3 separate regions of the Homo sapiens genome follow, and all the other regions are linked to region 1. The links are chromatin loops, found by intact Hi-C in ENCODE. Cell type or tissue: heart left ventricle. All regions are shown on one strand. Region 1 holds the start of LOC105379148 (a long non-coding RNA gene). Region 2 has its middle 220 kb from the start of FTMT. Region 3 has its middle 350 kb from the start of PRR16.

The links. Peaks named below come from ENCODE experiments on the same cell type or tissue, not always from the same donor. Only the 100,000 strongest peaks of a DNase experiment are listed, where the experiment ranks them.
Region 2: it touches region 1 in a loop (5-fold over the local background); 17 of 110 quality-filtered maps call a loop at or near these places.
Region 3: a loop joins it to region 1, with 4 times the contacts of the local background. A loop is called at or near these places in 13 of 110 quality-filtered maps.

The regions. Positions count from the first base shown.
Region 1 is chr5:121,865,741-121,873,740 of GRCh38, reverse strand. The region is part of intron 3 of LOC105379149 (a long non-coding RNA gene); the gene reads right to left. LOC105379148 (a long non-coding RNA gene) reads left to right here and starts at 1,201. Exons shown (of 3, transcript XR_001742863.2): 1 at 1,201-1,436; 2 at 5,887-5,999; 3 at 6,166-6,401. In heart left ventricle, a CTCF peak has its summit at 3,032 (motif pointing right); no DNase peak of the experiment used is centred here.
Region 2 is chr5:121,626,531-121,634,530 of GRCh38, reverse strand. No RefSeq gene overlaps it. Among named protein-coding and RNA genes, the nearest start is that of FTMT, 220 kb to the left of the region's middle. In heart left ventricle, a CTCF peak has its summit at 3,967; no DNase peak of the experiment used is centred here; H3K27me3 peaks cover 339 bases.
Region 3 is chr5:120,813,343-120,821,342 of GRCh38, reverse strand. No RefSeq gene overlaps it. Among named protein-coding and RNA genes, the nearest start is that of PRR16, 350 kb to the right of the region's middle. In heart left ventricle, a CTCF peak has its summit at 4,142 (motif pointing left); no DNase peak of the experiment used is centred here.

The DNA of each region.
Region 1 (8,000 bases):
TAAAGGGTAGGGATAGGGACATAACAGAAAATATAATGGATTTTTCAAACAATTGTCCCTAGAGGATTGTATCAGTAACTGAGGGAAAGTAGCAGATAGCAGTGATCTCAAAATAGTTACCACATAATCCCAGCCACCTGTTATTTTGAGATTCTTGAAGTCCCTGACCTGCATTAACTTACAAAGTATAGCATGAGGTAACAGTTTGTGAAGACTTAGATTAAGGGGCTGGATGCCCAAGCAGCTAATCGATAAGTATTGTGTGACTCCTTACACATATTTCCTAATGACATGGTCAGCCTCTACAATCAAAAATTTCAAAATAAAAACCACTCTCCACCATCACCTACCTAAACAAGTGATACACACACACAGGCACAGAGGACAATTGTAGACTGTGCTTACCAACTCAGAGCCAGTCAGCTGCTGATACTCTAAAATCAGCAATACTGGTAGCTGGATTTCAGAAAATAAATAATAAATGGAGGAATACAGCTTACCAGAAAAGAGTATTTTCTTTTATGAAAAGTTTAAGCGCTTTAATATGCCTCCCCCAAAATTGCTTATTTAGGATATTGCATAAAAAATTCTAGCAAGAACAAAACCATAGACAGATTGGAAATGCCTTGCTGTTGTGAAAGCCAGGAAAAAAGTACACACATATTTTGAAAAGGAATTTGGAACTATTTTCTTGCATGTTATGTCTTTTTTAATGTGAGTAATGTGATCCAGTTATGACTGAAGAGAAAAATGTGAAATGAAAGACAATCTTGAGTTCAAACAATAGGCATGCGATAAATTCTTCAGTCTAAACATAATAAAAAAAGTGTATACTTTTATGAACAGAAAAAAATCAGATTGCCTCTCTCCAAGGTAAATGCTAATTTCATATTTAAAAGCTATACATTTGATGAAATCCTAGGTTTTTAGCCTGCTTGAGGTGTCTTTATTTGCTCCAAGTTATTGACATGGAATAAAATAAAGTATAATATGGCCTAGGATGGTCATTAGGACTTCTAATGGATCAGGAAGGATAGAAGGATATGCTGAGAATTGAGTTGATTCTTAAAGTTTAGAAATTGAATTAGAAAAAAAAATGGGAGGGAGGAGGGGAATGCAGATTTATTTTCTGAGACATTATGTATTTGTAAAATGCTTCTGTTTTAATTAACTAGATATCGAAGGCAAAAAAATCACATATGTGGTTGAAAAACAACACAATCTCACATTTCCAAAATAGTCAGTTTGTATTTTTACTTTTTGAAGTATCATACAGTCAGAAGAGAAACTAGGGGATATCTCTTTTATTTCTTTAGCTCCTTCAAAAAGACCTTTGGTCACTTTGATGGTTAAGCTGTTTGAATGCTGCAGAACCTTGACTCACCACGTTTACTGGAGGAGCCACGAATCCATGATGAGGAAGGCAAGTTGCCTTTGTAAGTCAAAGATGCTCATAAGTTATTTTCATTATAGATTAATGAGCTGTGAAGATTCAAATCTCTCGAAGAGTTGGATGTATTGTGGTCTGTGTACTATGGTGCAGATGGGAAGTTACAAGTTGTTTCAGAGCTTTAGCCATTTAGAGGAAATCAATTCAGACTATAAAAATACCATTTAAGTCTTCTTCTAAGTGGATATTTTGTGGGCATCAATGCAGAACAGTATTATTTCTTTTACAGATATTATGAATGATGAGTATTTCATACTCTGATTTATTTTGAGATTTGGGAGGATGTCAAATTAAATAATATCCATTTACAATAATTATAATAATAATCTTTCTTGTTCACCATATCCCACTTGCCATAGACCAGTCACTGTGATAAATGCCTTACACACCTTAATTTAGTGCTTTTTAGAACTCTGTGAGGCAAATGAGAAAACCAAGGCAAGAGAAGCTTAATAACTGACCAAAAGTCATACAACTGATAAGTGGGAAAGTCAGAATTCAAACCCATACCCGTTTAATGAAAACCCGAATTTTTATTCCCTCCTCCATTAACTAAATGTAATTACCTTCCCCAAATCACATGAGTGCTGTGTTAGTCAAGAAGGTTTACTGCACATAACAGCTTAATAAAAGAAAAATGTGTTGGAAGATACAGTGGGTGTTCACAGAATTTTTTAAAAAAGACCTAAAGAAACCATAGCTGTTTTTGAGGACAGGGATTAGAACAAGGATCTGGAATAAAATCAGATCTGTTTTTCTTATTTCCTATATTGCGGTAGATGCAGAAATTTTATATGTATTATTTTATGTCTTCAAAAATTCTCTGGATAAGCATCCACTATTTCTTGTCACAGCTGTGATAACTAAGGCATGGGAAGTGAATTGATTTGTCCAAGATAGGTGGCTAATCAGTTGCAGAGGAAAGACTGGCGCTCAGCTTTCTTAGGCATGTATTCTGTTTCTGCTAACTTATTGTGTTATATAAAGCCAAACTGTATCAGCATTCCTATAAGTGTTACTTTTCTTATTTAAGTAAACAGGCAGGTTAATGGAGATATTAATATACATACATATTTTTGAGACGGAGTCTCACTCTGTCACCCAGGCTGGAGTGGATATTAATATTTTTTAAGGAGAAAACCAGTTTGATATTTGAGATTCTTATATGCCTCCTATATATATATATTAAATATATGTATTTAATATTGACAATATAAAACTCAAGAACAATATATTGGCAAACAATCTATATCTTAAACGTGTTCAGCATTATGTGATAGCAGCAAATGAAAGTTTATCTTTACTAACATGGATTTCATTAATTCTCTGTAGAATAAAGATTTCACTAAAATGCCTTTCTAATACACTGACTTTGGAATACAACATTTGGTCCATAGCAGATGCACAATGAGAAAAGGCTTTTTTGATAAAAATTATTCAGTGTTCTTTTATTAGCCATACCTTTTGTAGACATGCTAATAAAGGTAAAGCTGTTGATTAATTTCTGTGATATCAAGAACATTTTTTTTGCATTTTACTGTGTAAATGATTTCAAATACGTTTCCAAATTAGATACCTTATCCACAAGATGGTGTCCTAACATTAGCAACCAACTGGTTGCGCTTGTAAATGGAATCAACTTTACTTGGAAAAAATGTTTTTCAAGTTGAAAATGCCAAGTGCCCATGCATAAACATAATTACTCCTCAGCCTGTAGTTTTGTGCAAAATGTACTTGGGATAATGCATTGTTCAACTCAATTTGATTAACTCTCTTTGTTGTAGATTTGTATTTATTTATGTTAATGCTACAGTGGAATACTCAGTTCATTAACTTCTAATTTTGCTAAAACAGGAAAACTGTTTTCTTTGCAAATCACAACACATTTTCCAATGACAAAATACAAAATAGCTGAACTTTGTGATACATATATATATATATATATATATATATATATATATATATATATATATATATTTTATCGTATGTCAGCAGAAACACATTTAAGAATGTTAGATTTGTATCATGTATTAAAAATGTCCATAATGGTTTGTTGGTGAAATCAGGGATGGTAGTATCTAGCTATTCTTGCACCTGACTACATTTAAAATCTGAATATGGAACGTTGTATGTAGCTTTCCGAATTGAACATCATTGTTTTCTGTTTTTAAACCAATATTTATTCCCTGGATTCAGGAAATCGTTAGTTATAATTCTTACTGGCTATCCCTAATTTTTGAACATATTTAGTGGCATCACAATATCAATTCTGGGGGAAAAGAGGTTGGATACTTTTTATTGCTTCTAGGAGAGTCTGAATAACAAAAGAAATTGTTTTAGATAAATTTAAGTATATCAGTCATAAATTCTAGCTCCATTTAAAAAAAACTTAAAAAATATTTTATTAACTTAAAAAAAAGCTAGACTTGCCTTACAATTAATTGTAGTACTTTCGATTTTAAAAAAGAGTTTTCCATTTTTATGTTATCATCACTTCTACCAGTCTGTGAGTTTCTAAAATGAGTGGTTTTTCATTTTGTGTTTTCTGTTTTGGTGATCAAGTAGCACTTAAAACATTTTTTTTATAATGATACAATTTATGTATTTATTTGTCTATTTGACAAATAATTATATATATTTATCGTTTACAACATGATGTTTTGAAATATGAATACATTGTGGAATGGTTATATCAAGCTAATTAACATATCCATTATCTCACATGCTTATTTTTTTGTGGTGACACTTAAAATCTATTCTGTTAGCAATTTTTAAGTATGCAAATACATTGTTATTAAATATATTCACCATGTGTACAGTACATCTCTTCAACCTATTCTTTCTAACTGATATTTTGTATTCTTTGACCAACATATCCACAACCCCTGGCAACTACCATTCTGTTCTCTGTTTCTATGAGTTTGATTTTTTCAGATTCCACATCCATATGAGATCATGCAGTATTTGTCTTTCTGTGCCTAGCTTATTTCATTTAACATAGTATACTTCAGGTTCACAAATCACAAAATTTCCTTATTTTTTAAAGGCTGAATAATAGTCCATTGTGTATATATACCACATTTTAAAAATCCATTTACTGTTGATGGACATTTACATTAATTCCATAACTTGGCTATTGTCAATAATGCTGCAATTAACATGGGAGTGCAGATATCTTGTCAACATACTGACTTGATTTTTTTATATATGTATAACCAGAAGTGAGATTGCTAGATCATATGATAGTTCTATTTTAATTTTCTTTTGAGGAGCATCCATACTGTTTCTTGATATGCTGCACCATTTTACATTCCCACCAACAGTGGACAAAGGTTCTCTTTTTTCCACATCCTCACCAACACTTGTTATTTTTTGTCCTTTTGATTATAGCTATTCTAACAGATGTGAGGTGATACCACATTGCAGTTTTACTTTGTATTTCTCTGATAAGTAGTGATGTTGAACATTTTTTCATATATCTGTTGGCCATTTGCATGTCTTCTTTTGAGAAATGTCTATTTAGGTTCTTTGTCCATTTAAAAACTTGGGTTATTTATTTTCTTGCAATTGTGTTTTTTGAGTTCCTTATATACTTTGAATATTAACCTCTTACATGTATGGTTTACAAATACTTTCTCCCATTCTATGGGTTCCCTGTTGACTCTGTTGATTGTTTTCTTCGCTGTGAAGAAGATTTTTAGCCTGATGTAGTCTCATTTGTCTGGTTTTGCTTTTGTTGCCTGTGCTTTTAGGGTTATATCCAAAAAAATCTTTGCTGGATCGATTTTGGGGACCTCTCTAGACTTTCATCTTGAAAAAGAAAGTTTTCATTAAGTCATTTGTTTATGTATAGGACAAGAAAGAAATATATCACAATGACTTATATAGAATTATTTCATAAGTTATTCTTATTAATGGTACAAATGTGAATATTATAGGATTTTAGAAACAAATCTGGCAATATCTATGAAAATAAAATATACATATTTTTGAACCTATTATTATTTTTGGAAACCTACAGAAATGAAACTACCAGTCCATAGGGGCATATATACAATGATATTTACTCCAGCATTGTTCATGGGGGCCAAAACGAACACAAAACAAAACAGTAATCAAGATGAATGCCCAGCAAAAGATGAATGACTACATTATGATATGTCAACATCATGGAGTATTATGTAGCTACTCAAAGAATAAACTAAAGTTATAAAATGGTACAAGTTGTGTTGAAGGAATTTATACTATGTGCTATTGAATGGTAAAACTAAGAAATGTATAATATCCCATTAACAAAAACCAAAATCTTATATATTTATAACACTTTTATTCATGTATATGCCTACATACGTTTGTGTATGTGATTAAACTGTTATAGAAGGAAGCACGGAAGAATTCTTTTTTTTTTTTTTTTTAACATGGGGTCCTTGTTGAAGACTCTCACAGTCAGACTCCCTGGAAAGCGGTTCTGAGACAGAGATTGGCATTCAAGGAGTGAATGGGGGAGTGGCAGAGGGCTCCTTGTGTCAACCACTGAAGGGAAATGAAGGTAGGTCAAGCTTAGGGAGGGGTTGGGTTGTGATGAAGTCACAGCAAAAACTGGTTCCAGAAGGCCCTCTGGAGCTGAAATATCCCTGATATCCCCGCATGGTTTTTCCAAATAGGAGCAAGGGAGCTTTGTTTCCTGACATTCTCTGTATGCTTTCCCCTTCCAGCCCTCAGCACTGACTAGTCATTGGCTGTGGACTGCCCCAGGAAGGAGGTAAGATGTCATACCCGCAGCTCTCTTCAGCTGAGGGTGAAACTTGGAAGGAAGGATTCGCCTGTGAGCCATCAACTGTCAGCATTCCCAGAAGCTGAGAAGTAAGTTCTTTAGTCCTGAAAAGGGTAAGGAAATCTAGTTGGAATACCATAGTGTCTTCTAAAGGACTGAGTGAAGAATATGGTTGAAATGGGGGAGAGGAGAGGAAGAGGTAGCCATAAAAGAAAAGAAACAAATAATTTTAATAAAATAATGTAAAGAAATGGTAAATGTTACTCTCACTGCAAAGCTTATGGGAGTAATAATACTATGAAACATTCATAATGTTTTCCCTGAATAAACCTCCTTCTGAAATCTTTCTCAATCCAGTTTTCTGGGTCATCCTTACTTTTTAATGTACTGTATTTTCTTTGACAACACTGAAGAAATAAAATGCTCAGTAAAGGAGAATTGAGAAGGAAGCTTAAAGGTTTTATTTTTGGAAGGATAAATGGCTGATGGAGGTAGTTGCATCAGTCTATACACTTGGTACAGTATTTTGGCTATGGGAGCTGTATTCCCACTAAGATCTGTATTGGAAGAAGAAAATGGTTGGGATAAATAGGTAAGCTTGTTTATAATATACTGTGCCTCAATATATTACAAAATAGCTCTGAACTACTTTAGCTAGATTACACACACAGCTTTATAGTTTGATTTGCTTATTGAACAGCTATCATGTGCCAGGGAGTTTATTCGGCCCTGGGGACTAGAAACTAAAGATGGTGATTCAGAGCTTGTAGGATAGACAGACAAATAAAAGGCAATCACGGAGTGATAAGCATTGTGGTATGGATAGATACCGTGCTCTAGGAGCTAAAATGACTACCCAAACACAAACTAGAAGATAGTAAGTAGAGGATATCAAAACTTCTGGGAAGATGAAATTTCTGAATTATGGGGTGGATATTAGGGCCGGTGAATAGCAAGGAAGAAAACTGGAATGTAATAAGGGCACACTTGGGGAACTGTAAGTAGTTCAATGGGTTGCCGTTGAGACTGTAAGCAGTGTGGATTAGGATGAGGACTATTAAGAGATGCTGTTGGAGAAAGAGCAGGGACAAGACCATTGTCCAGACCCTGACAGGAAACACATGGCACAGTCAAGTGGAATTATTTGAAGAGAGTATAATAAAGCAGCTATTTACAAAAGATGGGGAGGAGAGGAGACCAAGAGTTGGATAATTCCTCCCCAGGCCTGATGCAGGAAGAATTACAGGGTTTTTTTTGGAACCTGGAGACAAAGGGACTAAGTAGAGGGGAGCTGCCTTACAGAAGATATCGCTTCTGTGGAGGGATGCTGCAAACCTGCAGCGACACTGAACACAAAGAGCTGAGAGAAGAAATACCTTGATGGGACCACAGGGCTCCACAGAGCAGGGGGGCCCATTAATATGTTCTTGTAGTTCAGCATCTTGAAGCATGGGGAGAGGTGGAGAAGAGCACAGAGTGGGTCTGGAGAGCAGACTGAGGCAGAGTAAATGTGGGAAGAAAACTTAGGAGACTATGCCAGTGGTCTGGGTGTCTGGGAGAGCAGTCATGGTAGTTGTGTTAGTGGAAAAGATGCAGAGTACAGATACAATCTAGAGATATTTAGAAAGTAAAAATCTCCAGACCTTGGCAACTATTTGGACATGGAAGTCGAGGGAAAGAAAATTGTTAAGCATGATTATCAGGTTTCTGACTAAATTAGACGCACTTTGTGAAAAAAATTCATTTTTCCTTTTGACGGTTATAACTTTTCTCCAT
Region 2 (8,000 bases), 240 kb after region 1:
AGGTGGGAATAATAATCACCTCCTCACCTCCCTTTTGTGTATCTTTGAATATTACTATGTGGATAAAAGCATCCAATGATGATTCTTCATAAAGCCATTCCTTATGTTCCTGGTATTGTTTGCATTTGTGTACACTTATTTATCGAAGACCTTATCTTCTGTTTAGAATTACAGTTTTTTCTATAATTGCCTAACAATGTCAGTTTTGGAGTTTAACTTATTTGAGGAAACTACGTACTGCTAACATTGTATCTTCAACACGAACAAGCATAGTGCCTGCTATCCAGCAATGATGACAAAAAGTATTTTATATATCACTTTAGGAGTGTATTCACATTCAAACACCAATTTATCAGAAAACAATCATCTCTCTCTCACACACACACACACAAAATCCACACACAAATATCTATCTGAGATAAGAATTTTGAGCTCTGACCTGTGGAAAACAATTAGGAAAACTGATAGTTGAATTTATCCTCCATTTTCAAGAATACATGACTAAGGCCAAGCTTTGAGATCAATTTTACCAAGAGCGGTGATGATGTCTGGAGTGACTTAGATAGCTGCACTTTTCTTGCTTAGTGTTAAAAACAATAATGGTAAATGAGTGTAGGTTTGTATGTGTGTTTCCAGGTTTGGGGAGGGGCAATAGGATGCTTTAGTAACAGGACTCTACAACATTTTTCAGGTGGAGTAGAGGAGAAATGTAATAGTCTTGAAGGAAATTGCCCTGAATTAGGGGCAGGGAGTGCAATTTTCACACTGGAGTCTGACTTATTAGCTCAGATATGCCAGTTAATCTCCCCCAGCATTTTCTTGTCTGACAAATGATCAAGAAGAATGACTGAGGCTGAGTCCTGGAATATTTGGAGGAAGCAGGAAAGGTGAGAGTGAGACTTAATTCTCGCTTTAAATGGAATCAGATTTTGTGAGTGTTTCATTTCCCATAGAATATTGAAAATAACAAGAATGTTTTAAATTGAGGGGACAGGTTGACTACTGGGTATGGTTGCATCCACTGCTATTCACTGCATTAAGTAAAAAATATGGTACGTGGTTCACTTTTCTTTTTTTTAAACTTTTAAATTCAGGAGTACATGTTCAGGTTTGTTATATAGGTAAACTTGTATCATGGGGGTTTGTTGTACAGATTATTTCATCGTCTGGGCATTAAGCTTAGTACACTTTACTTATTTTTCCTGATCCTCTCTCTCTTCTCACTGTCCAGCCTCTGATAGGCCCCAGTGTCTGTTGTTCCACTCTATGTGTAAAAGCTGACCACTCTGCCAAAAGATCTATGATTACATTCCAGCTCAGAACATAAACCCCCAAACTCTCCATGATAATCATCAGAATGTCTGTCTTTAAAGAGATCAAACCTTTGGAAGACCATAATGTTTACAAGAGATACACTTAAATAGATATTTGGTTAAAAGTAAAATGATGGGAAAATATATCACAAACACACACTAATAATAGAATTCAGGGGGCAAAACATAGCACCCATAGTAAAAGAGGAACATTTCATCATATTGGTAACAAGATAACTTAAATAGTTTAAAACTGGAAAATAACTTTGTTGTTAAACTGACTTAAAACATATTTTGCTAAAGTTTAATATTCTATCAGATTTCTAATTTTTTAGGGCTTTACAAGATTTTGGAATTCTTTATATCCTTAAAGGATTATTTCATTTTTTAAAAACTGGTGGATTCCAGTTGAGTTTATATGTTGTATATGTTGTAAGCAAATTTCTCCATCAAAAATTATTTTAGAACTCTGCTTGAAAAAGTTCATACCAATGATGCAATTATGATAAGACCTTTATCTGGTGTTATGTATGTATTAGTCTTGGTAATACACAGTTTAAAAAAATATAATTTCTTTCCATAATTCCTCTTTTAACCCACCCTTTTATTGGTCATGCCTTCTCTTTTCTATGTTTAGCTCAACTCTTTTTAAAAGATGGGCTTCTTCTTCTTCTTCTTTTTTTTTTTTTTTTTTTTTTTTTTTTGGTGGAGGGAGGCTTCCATTTTTAAGAGTGTATGTTTTCCCCCCACTAAGTATCTTCCTGGGCTGGCCTTCGTTTAATTTACAGGATTGATTTGCTTGTTATTACTGCTATTTTAATTTTGTGTAAATAAACATTTAAACCACGTTGTGACTATATACCTTTTTCTATTTGTTACTTGTAAAATGTACTCACAGTAATTGCTTTTGTGAAAAAAAAATGTTACAACCACAGCATTTCCCAGAAACACGATGCCAATTCAAAGAAGTTTGTATTAAATTTTGAAAAATATTTGTTTTATGAATGTACTGGACAATGAAGTTCACAGGTATAAATGAAGGGAAGTGTTTTACAGCTAGCAATTTCATTACATGTTTAAGGACATGTGGGTTTTCTTTATCTGCATTAAAATAATTTTTTTAGTAAACATAATTTCCATTAATTTTAAAGATCCCTTTTCAATTACATTGCTGTTTTTCTAGCATTTATGTTGAAGTATTAGGTTGCATGGTCTTTAAACTATGCTTTATAAAATCAAATTCCATCTTATGCTTTTGTGATCCACAAACATCTTTAAAATAATCTGCATGGATCTCCTTGAGATTGCCCTATAACTGATAACTTTTGATATTCACTGTTTAAAATTTTCTTTTTGAGTGAGGGGGATCTTCTTAGGCAAGGGAATAGTACACTAACATTTACCTATTCTTGGAAAACACAGATTACATGAAAATAACTGATTAATTGATTAAATTATTTTCCAAACCGGTGTTATTTGTATAGAGACATAATCTAATATGTCAATCAAAAATTACACACATATGTTGACAAAATAACTAAGTGTTCCATTACGCAGTTTAGGGTTTTGTTTTATTTTTAACCTTAGTTGTTGACTGATCATATCATGTGGCATTCTATCAAAGTCACCCTGTAGTGAATAAATGTTTACTAAGATTACATTTGATAAACTTGTACTCGTTTAAAATAATTTCTTCATTGAGTGAAGTATGGGGGAGTATAATATTTCTTAACTCTCCTCCCCAAAACCAACCAAAGAAAACAACAAAAGTCAGAAGAGATAAAACAGAACTCTTCTTTGAAAACAACTCTAAAGAAGCATTATCTATGAAGGAACTGACAAATGCAGTGATCTTTGGACAAAATTTAGGATGGTGGACAACAATCCATACCATGTTGAATTTTGGTCATGAAAGAGTAAAAATGTTTCCAGACTGAAAGAGAGAAAAATCAACTTAGACTGAAAAAGAAAAAAGCAGCCCTGCAATTAATCAGTCTGGGAGAACAGACACAGATACTAAGTCAGCTGCAAAGTTAACAGGAAACATTATTTTTCCCCTAGGCAAGTTATATTGCAGCTGGAGAATGCCAAAACAATCCCCTCTTTGAGTGATTATTGCTTTATTATCAATGATGCCACCAAATTCGTTTTTCTATACCCATCTATTACTGGGGATACTCAGTTGCTAAGCTGGCCCCTACCACATTCTAATACTCAATCCTTAGCTTATCTCATGTATCCTGATCTTTTCTCAGAAATAACAAACATTTCATACTGATTCCTACTTCTCTTGGGTTCTCTCTCTTGGGTTAACTCCCAGGTTATTCAGAATGAACCAAAGCCTTACAAAAGGACACCCTCCTTCCTCTTGTCAAGTAGCATTCCTAATTCCTCTGGACTGCTATCCCTTGCTGCATTGAGCCAATAAATCTGATCTTGTCAGACTATAGATTTGTTTCTGGTGGTCTTTACCTGATCAGCTTTTAATAGTCAACATAGATTTCTTTCAAATTTTGTGCACAGGCTGAGAGGCTAAATTAAGAATCCCTTTCTTAAAACATTTGGATTCTGAGTCTGAGATGGGTAAGCGCCTAGTAAATAGCAGGAAATATGGATACGGAAACGCACATGGAGAATGCCATCTGCCGACAGAAGCAGAGATTGTAGTAACTCAGCTGCAAGGTAGGGAACACAAGAACTGGGGCTTCCACTTAGCAAAAGAGACAAGTAAACATTCTCTTTAGAGTTTCAGAGGTAGAATGCCTCTGCTGACACCTTGATTTCAAAGTGCTCGTTTCCAGAATGGCAAGAAAATAAATTTCTGTTGTTTTAAGGCACCCAGTTTACGGTACTTTGTCACTGCAGTGTTAGGAAATTAATAAAGATGCTGGCACTGGAATGACAGGGACTGATGTAACGATAACTAAAATATAAAAGTGGCTTTGAAGTAAGTAATTGGTAGGATCTTGGAAGCATTTTGAGGCATTTGGTAGTAAAAACCCTAGATTGCCCTGAAGAAATTGTTGGTAGGAATGTGGACATTACAAGTGAATCCTGTGAGTGCTCAGAAAGAAGTGAGGAAAGCGGTAAAGAAAGCTTCTATGATTTTAAAGAATACGTACATCCGCAAAGGCATAAGAATGATATACATTGGACTTCGGGGACTCGGGGGAAAGGGTGGGGGGTGGGGAGGCACAAAAGACTGCATATTGGGTACAGGGTACACTGTTCAGGTGTTGGGTGCACCAAAATCTCAGAAATCACCACTAAAGGACTTATTCATGTAACCAAATACTACCTGTTCCCCCAAAACCTATTGAAATAAAAACATTAAAAACAGTTTTAAAAGTAGAAAAAATAGAAAAAAAAACAGATCATCACAAGCCACATGTTATGAAAAATATGAAAGTTAAAGGTGTTTGTGGTCAAGTTTCAAATGGAAATGAGGGACATGTTATTGGACAATGGAAGAAAAGTGATTCTTGTTATAAAGTAGCAGAGGACTTGGCTGAATTATGTTCTTCTGTTAGGTGGATAGTAGAACTTGTAGGTAATGCACTTGGATATTTAGCTGAGCAAAGTATGGAAGATGCAACATGGTTTCTTGTTTTTGTTTTAGGAAAATGTGAGAATAAATTAGGAAATGATTTAAGTCAAGTCAGAGGAAACCAGCAGTTGATAATTTGGAAAATGATTAGCCTCTTCAGATAGTGTGCTCTGGCAACAGAGCCAAGGGTGTGACTGGGCAACCATTTACTAAAATGATTGGCATGTAACTCGCGAATTCAATCAACCCTCTCAGCAGAAGCCAGGAATAGGGATGTGATTATCCAGGAAAGAGCCCTTGTATCTAATGTTTCAGATGATGATATTTAGGACTCTTTGAATTGATAATATTTAGATGAAATTTTGGACTTACAGTTGTGTTGGAATGAGCTACAGTTTCCAGCGATGTTGGCATGGGATAAGTGTAATTTGCATATCAGAAGGACATGAATTTTGGAGTGTTAGAGAGCACACTGTTATGGGTTAAATTGTGTCCTCCGAAATGGTATGTTGAAATACTAACCTCTAGCGCCCCAGGATGTGACCTGATTTGGAAACTGGGCTGTTGGTTGTTGCAGGTGTAATTAGTTAAGATCAGTTCATACTGAAGTAAGGTGGATCCTTAATCCAATCTGACTGGCAGCTTTGTGAGAAGAGACAGAGAGAATGTCATGTGACAAAAGAGGCAGAGAATGGTGTGATGCAACTGCAGATGGATGAGTGCCAAAGTTTGACAGCCACCACCAGAAGCTAGAAAGAGGCAAGAAATATTAGACCTAGAGTCTCAGAGAGAACATTTCCCCACTGATGCCCTAATTTTGGACTTCTATCTCCAGGACTGTGAAAGAGTAAATTTCCATTGTTTACGGCCACCCAACAAACTGGAACCTTGCTATTAGGTCTTTCTTATATTGTATTATAAACTTCCTTCATTTTCTCCTTAAAGAGCTTACATATCTTCAATTCTTCCTATGTGCTTTACATTTTTATTCTTATTACAAATGATATTTATAAACTTATTTTCTAGCTGTTTCTTGAAGGTATATAGAAAATTTTAAAAATTCATATTAGGTAACTGCTTACCTCCCTTATACATATTTAATAATTTATCTGTGAATTATCTTTTGTCTGGTATATAAGATGTTGTATCATCTTCAAATAAGAATAATTTTTCATTTTAATCCTTATATGTTTAATTTGCTTTTATTACTTTTTTATGTAGATTAGGACTTCAGGTACAATATTGAGCAAAAGTAGTAAAAACAAATAAACTTGTTCTAGACTTAGTTTAATAAAATGCTTCTAACTTTCCACCATTGTGTATTACAATGCCTTAAGAACTTTTACTCGTAGTCTTAATTAAAGTAATTCCCTTAAATTTATAATTTATTAAAAATTTTAATTTAAAATGTGATCAGATTCTATATTCAGTATTTAAAAATAGAGAATTTTTTTTCTTCTTTAATGTATAAGTAAAATAAACTATATTAATGAATTTTCTAATGTTCAACCAACTCATCTTTGATATAAGTTTTGAGGGGATAAATATTCAAACTATAGCACTTCATTTTCAAATAATTGACATGGAATATCTCACAATATTCTTTTATTATCTTGTTAATCTCTTATGAATCTTTATTTTCTACTTTTATATTTATTTTTTGGAATCAAATATGCAAAATATTTATCCACTATTAGTCTTTTCAACATACTGTAACTTTACTTCATCAATCCTCTAATTTATTTTTATTTTCCAACTCATTATTTTTTATTAAGTTTTATCCCTTCCTTATGCTTACTGTGAGTTTACTTTGCATTTTTATAATATCGCAAGTAGAAATTTTATGTCTTCAATTTTAATTCTATATTTTATGTCCAGTAGTAAATATTTTAACTCTTGTCTATGCTATTAATGTTTATATTAATATATCTTTCAGCATCAATTTTCTGTATACCATTGCTTCTTGCACTCACACTTTACTTCTGATGTCACCATACACCAAATTGGCTTGCTCCCAGATGGTGGGGCTTCCCAGCCTCCAGAACTGTGAGAAGTACATATTGTTTAAGCCACCCTCTTTATATAGCATGCTTTATAGAAGGATAAGATGACTAAGGAATTATGATTATTTCTACCTTGTTTATACAAAAATAAGTATGTTTTGAGTAATTAATAATAAAATATTTTGGTATTAGTACTTACTGAATTTGACACCTATTTTGGCAATGTACAAATTTTTCATTCTTTTGTTTTGTGTCAGCTTTATGTGGCTGGATATGAGGATGCCTTCATGAATATGATGAATGTACAGTATATTTAGAAAAATTACAAATGAGAAATCTACGTTTAGTCATTACTAACTTTGGTAAGGCTACAAGAAGTCTATTTAGTAGAGTTTGAGGCTAATTATCAAGTCCCTGTTCAAGCATTAATTTTGCCTGAAAAACTTTTACCCCAGTGACTTTTAATGGTCTTCTTTAGCTTCAGTACAGAAAACTTATGGAAACTATATGGAAATCCCACTACAACTATAACAGTAAGGAAGACCCCCATGCATTGCCCACTTAGTGAACATGGACCTAAAAAAGGACAAAACTTAGCATGCCAAGAGAATGGGCTGCAGAAGTGGCAGTCCAGGAAGGGGAAAAACAACAAACATAAAATTCACCTCCAACCTAAAAAACTGATTTTTCAAACCTTGATTTAGACTATACACTCTCATCATAACAACACTGTGGTGTCCAATAAATTAAATTTCTTGAGTCTAGGAAGCTTTTTACCTCTAGCCTTTACCGTATTTTTTACCTCTAGAATATACTGTAAGAAGTCACAAAGTCCCTGATTGTTCCAGCTGGTTCTTAGATTAACTCTTCTTCAGGTCCTAGCACTGACTCTGGCAGAGGTATAGTGTTGGCTAAGTGTTAATAGCTTGCTAGGAAGCCAGCATCCATTTTAGCAGATGAACACAGGTCTGTTCTAGACATTTGCTATTGTCAGTTATGTAACATGCTTATGTATCGGAGAGTTGTATTTCACAAATTTTTATTGGCAAATTATTAGTAATAAGAAAGTAATTGGGTAATTCCAATGGTAATTCAAATGGCTAATCATTATTTACTACTCTAGTAGATTTCCCTAGA
Region 3 (8,000 bases), 1.1 Mb after region 1:
ACCCACATGGGTAATAAAAAAGAGCAACTTTTATTCAACCTACAACCTACAAAAAGGCACCTAAAAATACAACTAAGATGATTTATATGATGAAATATTGAACTTTTCCCCCTAAAGTTCCCCCTGCATGTGAATTATACTGTAGGTTGTTCTAGGTGGTGAAAGAAGACAATAAGAATTAACTAAATATAAGGCATTAAGATCAGAAAGAAAGAACAATTCTGTTTATTTGTAAGTGACATGATTATCTTTGCAGAAAATTCTTACTAATTTCCAAAGCAACTATTAGGTTGGTGCAACAGTAAATGACAAAAACTGCAATTACTTTTGCACTGACATAATAAGTAACAGTAAGTAGCAAGGTTTTTTGGTACAACATCAATATACAAGAGTGTTTTGCCTTTCTAGATATTGCGGAAAACAATTGAGAGATGAAATTTTGAAAGCTTTATTTTTAATAATGTCAAATAACATGTAAAAAGAAATTTATCAAAAAATACAAGATCTGTGCACTAAAACGTTGCTAAGACAAATTAAAGAAAACAAAAAAGAAATGGGAAGATATGCTTTTTATGTATTAGAATATTCAGTATGATTAAAAATGCAGATTATTTCAAAAATTGACCTAAGATATGATACATCCCTAATCAATATCCCAAGTAACTGCTTTATAAAACCGACAAGCTAATTCTAAAATTTACATTAAACATTGTCAAGGGGGATGGAAAGGATTTTCAGTAGCCTAATTTTGCAAATAAATAAATAAATAAATAAAGGTCCAAGTTGGAGGATTTACCATGCCTAAATTTAGGGATAAATATATAAATATAGATCCAGTGATCAAGACGTATTGACATAAATAGGGCAAACAGATCAACAGTACAGAGTCCAGAAATGTAGCTATACTATACCGTAATTCAAGAGGGTCAGTAAAATTTTTAAAACAAATGATATTTAAACAGTTAACTGTATATTAACTATAAAACTAACTCAATATTTTGAAGGAGGGATGGTAAAAATTCTTGACTCTTACCGATACAGGAGTTAAGAAGAAATCACTTAGGCAGATAGTAAGGGTATGGGAGTCCTCGTAAGGCTTTTCTTTTTAAGGAAAAGCAGCCCCAAATCATTTTCTACCGAAGAGCAGCCTGTAAAGTCAAGCTGCAGACATAGGCAAGCAAGCTGGGAGCTTGCACTGGTGAATACCAGCAGGAACTAGGGACTAGACATGTTCAACATGGCGGCTCCACCTTCCCTTCTCTTTCTCAGCCACGTGTCCTGTAAGGAACAGACAAGATAGCCCTGATCAACTGGAAAGTCTATTTGCATAATAAGACTAGGGGGGGGCCACCAGCCTTTCTTGGGCACTATGTAAATGTCATACCTGATTGAACCAATTTGTGAGCCCTATGTAAATCAGACACCACCTCTTCAAACTGGACTATAAAATCAGGTGCTTTTCCTGCCAGCCAGTCCTTGCGGCTTGGAGATCCCTTTCTCTGTGGAGAGAGCTGTTTCTCTTTCTCTTCTCTTCTGCCTATTAAACCTTGGCACCTAAACTTTTTGTGTATGCCCTGTCCTAATTTTTCCTGGCACACAATGGTGAACCCCAGGGTATATACCCCAGACAACGTAGCTGCTTCATTACCTCACAGCAAACATAAAATACACGTTGGAGAAGGATTATTATAGTCCATAACTTTTGAGGTAAAATTATAATGCTGTCAATGAAATCATAGGAGAATATCTTTGTGACATACAAGTAAGCAAATACATCTTTGGCAGGACACAGAAATAATTCTAGAAGAAAGAAAATAAAGTATCAAAACTTTTAAAAATCTGTAAATCAAAGGACAGTATGAAAAAGGATAGGAGCCAGGGGTGGTGGCTTATGCCTGTAATCCCAGCACTTTGGGAGGCCAAGGCAGGCCGATCGCCTGAGGTCAGGAGGTCAAGACCAGCCTGGCCAACACAGCGAAACCCTGTCTCCACTAAAAATACAAAAATTAGCCAGGTGCAGTGGCGTGGGCCCGTAGTCCCAGCTACCCGGGAGGCTAAGGCAGGGGAAGTGCTTGAACCCTGGAGGCGAAGGTTACAGTGAGCCAAGATCGCACCACTGCACTCCATCCTGGGCGACAGAGCAAGATAGTCTCAAAAAATAAAAAAGGATAAGGGTTCTGGTTCAAGATGGCTGACTAGCAGCAGCTAGTGCATACCTCTCCCACAGAGAGGAAATAAAATCACGTAAATACTCTTCACATGGATCATTAAGGAGATCATTCTGAGATTCATAAGAGAAGTGACAGGACCCACAGAAAGCAGAGAAGAATGAAGCCAAGAAGCTGAGTAGTGGCTGACTGAGGACCAGCGCAAAGCCAGAGGAGGCTAATGCATAGAAAAGATGAGTGATAGTTAGATGCCCAGGGATCCACACCTCTGCCATGGACCTTTACATTCCTATTCATGGAACCTCCACATTGACACAGAAGACCACCTGGAGAATTCAAAGGCACCACCCAACCTTACTTGTAATCCTGTAGGTCTTTGATCTGTAAGCAGCACAGTGCCAGCTGCCACTGTGTCTGGAATTTATTCCTTCCAGTGGGTTCTTGGTCTCGCGGACTTCAGGAATGAAGCCATGGACCCTCACGGTGAGCGTTACAGTTCTTAAAAATGGTGTGGCTGGAGTTTGTTCCTTCAGATGTTCAGATGTGTCCGGAATTTCTTCCTTCTGGTGGGTTCGTGGTCTCGCTGACTTCAGGAGTGAAGCCGCAGACCTTTGCAGTGAGTGTTACAGCTCTTAAAGGTGGCAAGTCCAGAGTTGTTTGTTCCTCCCCGTGGGTTTGTGATCTTGCCGGCTTCAGGAATGAAGCCTCAGAACCTGGAAGTGAGTGTTACAGCTCATAAAGGCATTGCAGACCCAGAGTGAGCAGCAGCAAGATTTATTGTGAAGAGCCAAAGAACAAAGCTGCCAGAGAGTGGAAGGCGACCCCTAGCTGCAAGCTAGGGTGGCCAGCTTTTACTCCCTTATTTGGTCCCGCCCACATCCTGCTGATTGGTCCATTTCACACAGCGCTGATTGGTCCATTTTACAGAGTGCTGATTGGTGTGATTACAATACTTCAGCTAGACACAGAGTGCTGATTGGTGCATTTACAATCCTTTAGCTAGATACTAAAGTTCTCTAAGTCCCCATCCGGCCCAGAAGCTCAGCTGGTTTCACCTCTCACCACCACCCTGCCAAGAAAGGAAGCCAGGCACTTCCGTGTGCTCCTGGTGTAGTTTCTGCAGCCATGGTACGGGAAACAGCCAGAATATGTACCACAGGACTCTACATGCTGCTTCTGCCCCTGTAGTTCCTGGACCAGGGAGGGTTGGGGGAGGCTGGGCAATATCACGTGCCTCCAGCACAGATACCGCAGCTGAGGTGTAGAGGAGTAGGGGGCAGACTAGGTGACCCACGACACCCTGCCTTGGCTTCTCCTTACCAAAAGAGGTTTGCTGGCTTCAGTGACAGGAACCCAATGCAGCTGCCACCCCTACATTGACCGAAAGGCAGTGCTCACCTCCGCCCCCCACACGGAGCCGCAGTGTTTACTGCCTTAGAGAACAGACAAAACATAAAGCTGTCTGTACTGCGCTGAGTGACTATGTTCTGCCTCACAAACTACAATCATGGAGAGTTGCAAGACAGGCATTTTCCATGGATCTCAGTCACACCGTGACCTGGAGATAGAGCATAGTGTGGATCTGAACCGAATGTCCTGAGCCTCAACACATGGATAGAAAAGGGAAATAGATCATGTTCCTGCCTCTAGGATGTGGAGCTGATGTAGACCCCTCACCCCCCCAACAGAGACCACAGTGCATTTCACATTTCACCAGGAGCTCCCCACAACCACCCGTATCGGGACTTTTGCCTGTGCTCATCACTGAGTCATTCATGGGCAACCCAGGGTGTCCAGTTCTACCAAATTGGGTTCACCCACCCAAGCTGAACAGGAAGCTCTGCACACAGGGCACTCTACTGTCCAGACCATCACCTGAAACAAGAGAGAGTACCTCATAGTAAACAAAGATTAAGTATATACTCATCTGCTTTTGCTGCAACTGGCTCTTCCCCATCAGCACCACCTACTGGCTTGCAGGTTAAACCACACAGCTCAATATAAAATGTGCTGACAGAAGTGTACACAGCTATAGAAGCTAAGCCAAAAAGACTCTATCCAACATATTCTACAATTCCATTCCCTGTAGAGGGTGAGAAAAGGGAAAGAAAAAAATAGCAAAAGAAAACAAAATCATGTTCAAATGAAAATAATTTCAAAAAGTAGAAGTTACAGCCTCTGAGAAAAAATCAGTGCAAGAATTCCAGCACCATGAAAAATCTGAATGTTGTGGCACCACCAAGGGATCACACTAGCTTTCTAGCAATGGACTCTTACCAAAATGGAAACTCAGAAATAAAAGATAAAGAAGTCAAAGTATGGATTGCAAGGAAACTCAACAAGAGCCAAGAAAAGATTGAAAATTAACAATGAAAAAATACTAAAGCAATTCAGGAAATGAAAAAGATAAATTTCAAATAATCAGACAGAAATTCTGGAAATAAAATAAATTTACTTAAGAATTTAAAAATGCAATTGAAGGCTTTAACAGTAGACTAGACCAAGAAGAAAGTTTCAGAGCTTAAAGACATGTCTTTTGAACTAACCCAATCAGACAGAAATAAGGAAAGAAGAATTTTAACATGAACAAAGCCTTAGAGAAACAAAGTATTACGTAAAGTGACTACAACTACATCTATGAATTATTGAAAGTCCTGAGAGAGGAAGAAGAAGAAATAAGCAACATGAAAAACATATTTGAGATAATAATTCAAGAAAATTTCCCTAATCTTGCTAGAGATGTAGACATCCAGACACAAGAAATGGAGAGAACATCTGTGAGACAGTATGCAAGACAAACATCATTAAGGCGTATAGCCTTCAGACTATCCAAAGTCAATGCTTTAAAAACAAAATATTAAAGGCAGCTAGAGCAAAGGGTCAAATCAGAGAACCAATCAGATTAACAATAGACTTCTCAACAGAAGCAATACAACCCCAAAGAAGGGGCCTATTTTTACCCTTCTTAAAGAAAACAGGTGCCAGCCAAGAATTTTATATCCTGCCAAATTAAGCTTCATAAATAAAGGAAAAATAAGGTCTTTCCAAGACAAAAGAGAATGTTTTCCCACTACACTGCTCCTACAAGAAATTCTCAGTGGATTTCTAAACATGGAAATGAAAGGACAATACTTACCATCAGAAAAGAAAAAATAAGTACAAAGCTCACAGATCCTATAAAGCAGCTAAATAATGGAAAATAAAAAAACTACTCAATAAGAACATTATGTCAGGCACAAAACCTCACATGTTAATATTAACCTTGAATGTAAATGGCCTAAATGCCCCAATTAAAAGTTACAGAGTGGTAAACTGAATAAAAACAAAACAAAACCCAACCACTTGCTGTCTACAAGAGACCTACCTACTGGGTAAAAACACATTCAGACTCAAAGTAAAAGAGTAGAAAAATATATACCACACAAATGAAAAACAAAAGTGAGCAGGAGTAGCCATTCTCATATCAGATAAAACAGACTTTAAATAAACAAGCATAATAAAAGACAAGGGCACTACATAGTGATAAAAGATTCCATAAAATAAGATTTAACTATCCTAAATATATATGCACCCACTACTGGAACACCCAGATTCATGAAACGAATACTACTAGACCTAAGAAAACAGACAGGAATACAATGACAATGGGGGACTTCGGTACCCCCACTGACATGACTATAGATCACTGACATGGTTTGGCTGTGTCCCCACCCAAATTTCGTCTTAAATTATAGCTCCCATAATTCCCACACCTTCTGCCATGTTTGTGAGGCCTCCCCAGCCACATGGAACTGTGAGTCCCTTACACCTCTTTTTCTTAATAAATTATCCAGTCTTGGATATATCTTTATCAACAGTGTGAAAACAAACCAATGCAATCATCAAGGCAGGAAACCAACGGAAAAATTCTATATTTAAACTGTTGTCTAGGCCAAATGTAACTGATAGACATTTACAGAGTATCGTGCCCAAAACTGCACAATATACATTCTCATCTGCTCAAGGAACATTCTCCAAAATTGACCATTTGTTTGGCCATAAGGCAAGTCGCAATAAAGCAAAAAAACAACAACAACAACAACAAAAATTATATCTAGTATTTTCTCAGGCCACAGTGGAATAAAATTAGAAATCAATACAAAGAGAACACTCAAAACTACACAAGGGCATGGAAACTAAACAACTTGCTCTGGGACAACTTGTGAGTAAACAATGAAATTCAAGCAAAAATTAAAAAGTTCTTTGAAACGAATGAAGATAGAGACACAACACACCAAAACCTCCGGGTACAGCAAAAGCAGTCTGAACAGGAAAGTTTATGGGATAAAATGCCCTAGATAAAAAAGGTAGAAAGCTCTCAAGTTAAGCAAACCTAAAGTTGCACCTAAAGGGACTAAAAAAACAATAAACTAGACCCAAAGATAGCAGAAGAAAATAAGTAATGAAGACCAGAACAAAACTTAATTAGATTAAGATGAAAAGAATCATACAAAGTATGAATTTAAAAAAATGGTTCCTTAAAAGGATAAATAAAATTGACAGCCCACTAGCTAGGCTAAGAAAAAAAGAAGATTCAAACAAACAATCAGAGATGATAAAGGTGACATTACAACTGATAACAGAGAAACAGAAAAGATCATCAGAGACTACTATAAACACCTTTACACTCACAAATCAGAAAACCTTGAAGAAATGGACAAATTCCTGGAAACATACAACCTCCCAAGAATGGAACAAAAATAAATCAAAACCATGAACAGACCAATAATGAGTAATGAAATTTAATTAGTAATAAAAACCTTTCACCAGCAGAAAATGCCCAGGATAGATGGATTCACAGCCAAATTTTATCAGATGTACAAAGAACTGGTAACAATATTACTAAAAGTATTCCAAAAAATTGAGATGGGATTTATCCCTAACTAATTCTACAAGTCCAGTATCATACTGATACCAAAATCAGGCAAGGACACAACAATAATTGAAAACTACAAGCCAATATCCCCGATGAATATAGATGCAAAAACCCTCAACACTATACTGGGGAACGGATCCAACAATGCATCACAAAGATAATTCATCACAATCAAATGGGTTTTATTCCAGAGATGCAAGGTTGGTTCAACATATACAAATCAATAAAGATCATCTATCACATAAACAGAACTAAAAAGTCATATGATCATCTCAATAGATGCAGGAAAACATTTGAAAAAATTCAACAATTCATGATAAAAACCCCAATGAACTAAACATAGACAGAAATACCTCAGCAAAATAAGAGCCATATGTGACAAGCCCACAGGAAACAGCATAGCAAATGGGGAAAATTTGAAAACATTCCCCCTAAGAACTGGAATAAGACAAGGATGTCCACTCTCACGATTCTTATTCAACATAGTCCTGGAAGTCCTAATCAGGTGAGGGAGGGAAATAAAGTGCATCCTAATTGGAAAAGAGGAAGTTAAATTGACTCTGTTCACTGAAGACATGATCATATATTTAGACACTTAGACTTGATAAGCCCCTTCAGTAAAGTCTCAGTATACCAAATCAACATAGAAAAATCAGTAACATTTCTGTACATCAGTAACGTTGAAGCTGAGAACCAAATTCAGAGACCAATCCCATTTACAACAGCCACTCAAAAAAATAAAACACCTAAGAATACATTTAGCCAAGAAAGTGAAAGATATCTACAACAACTACAAACACTGCTGAATGAAGCCATAGATGACACAAGCAAATGGAAAAACATTCCATTCTCATGAATTGGTAAAATGAATATTGTTAAAATGACCTTATTACCCAAAGCAATTGACAGATTCGACA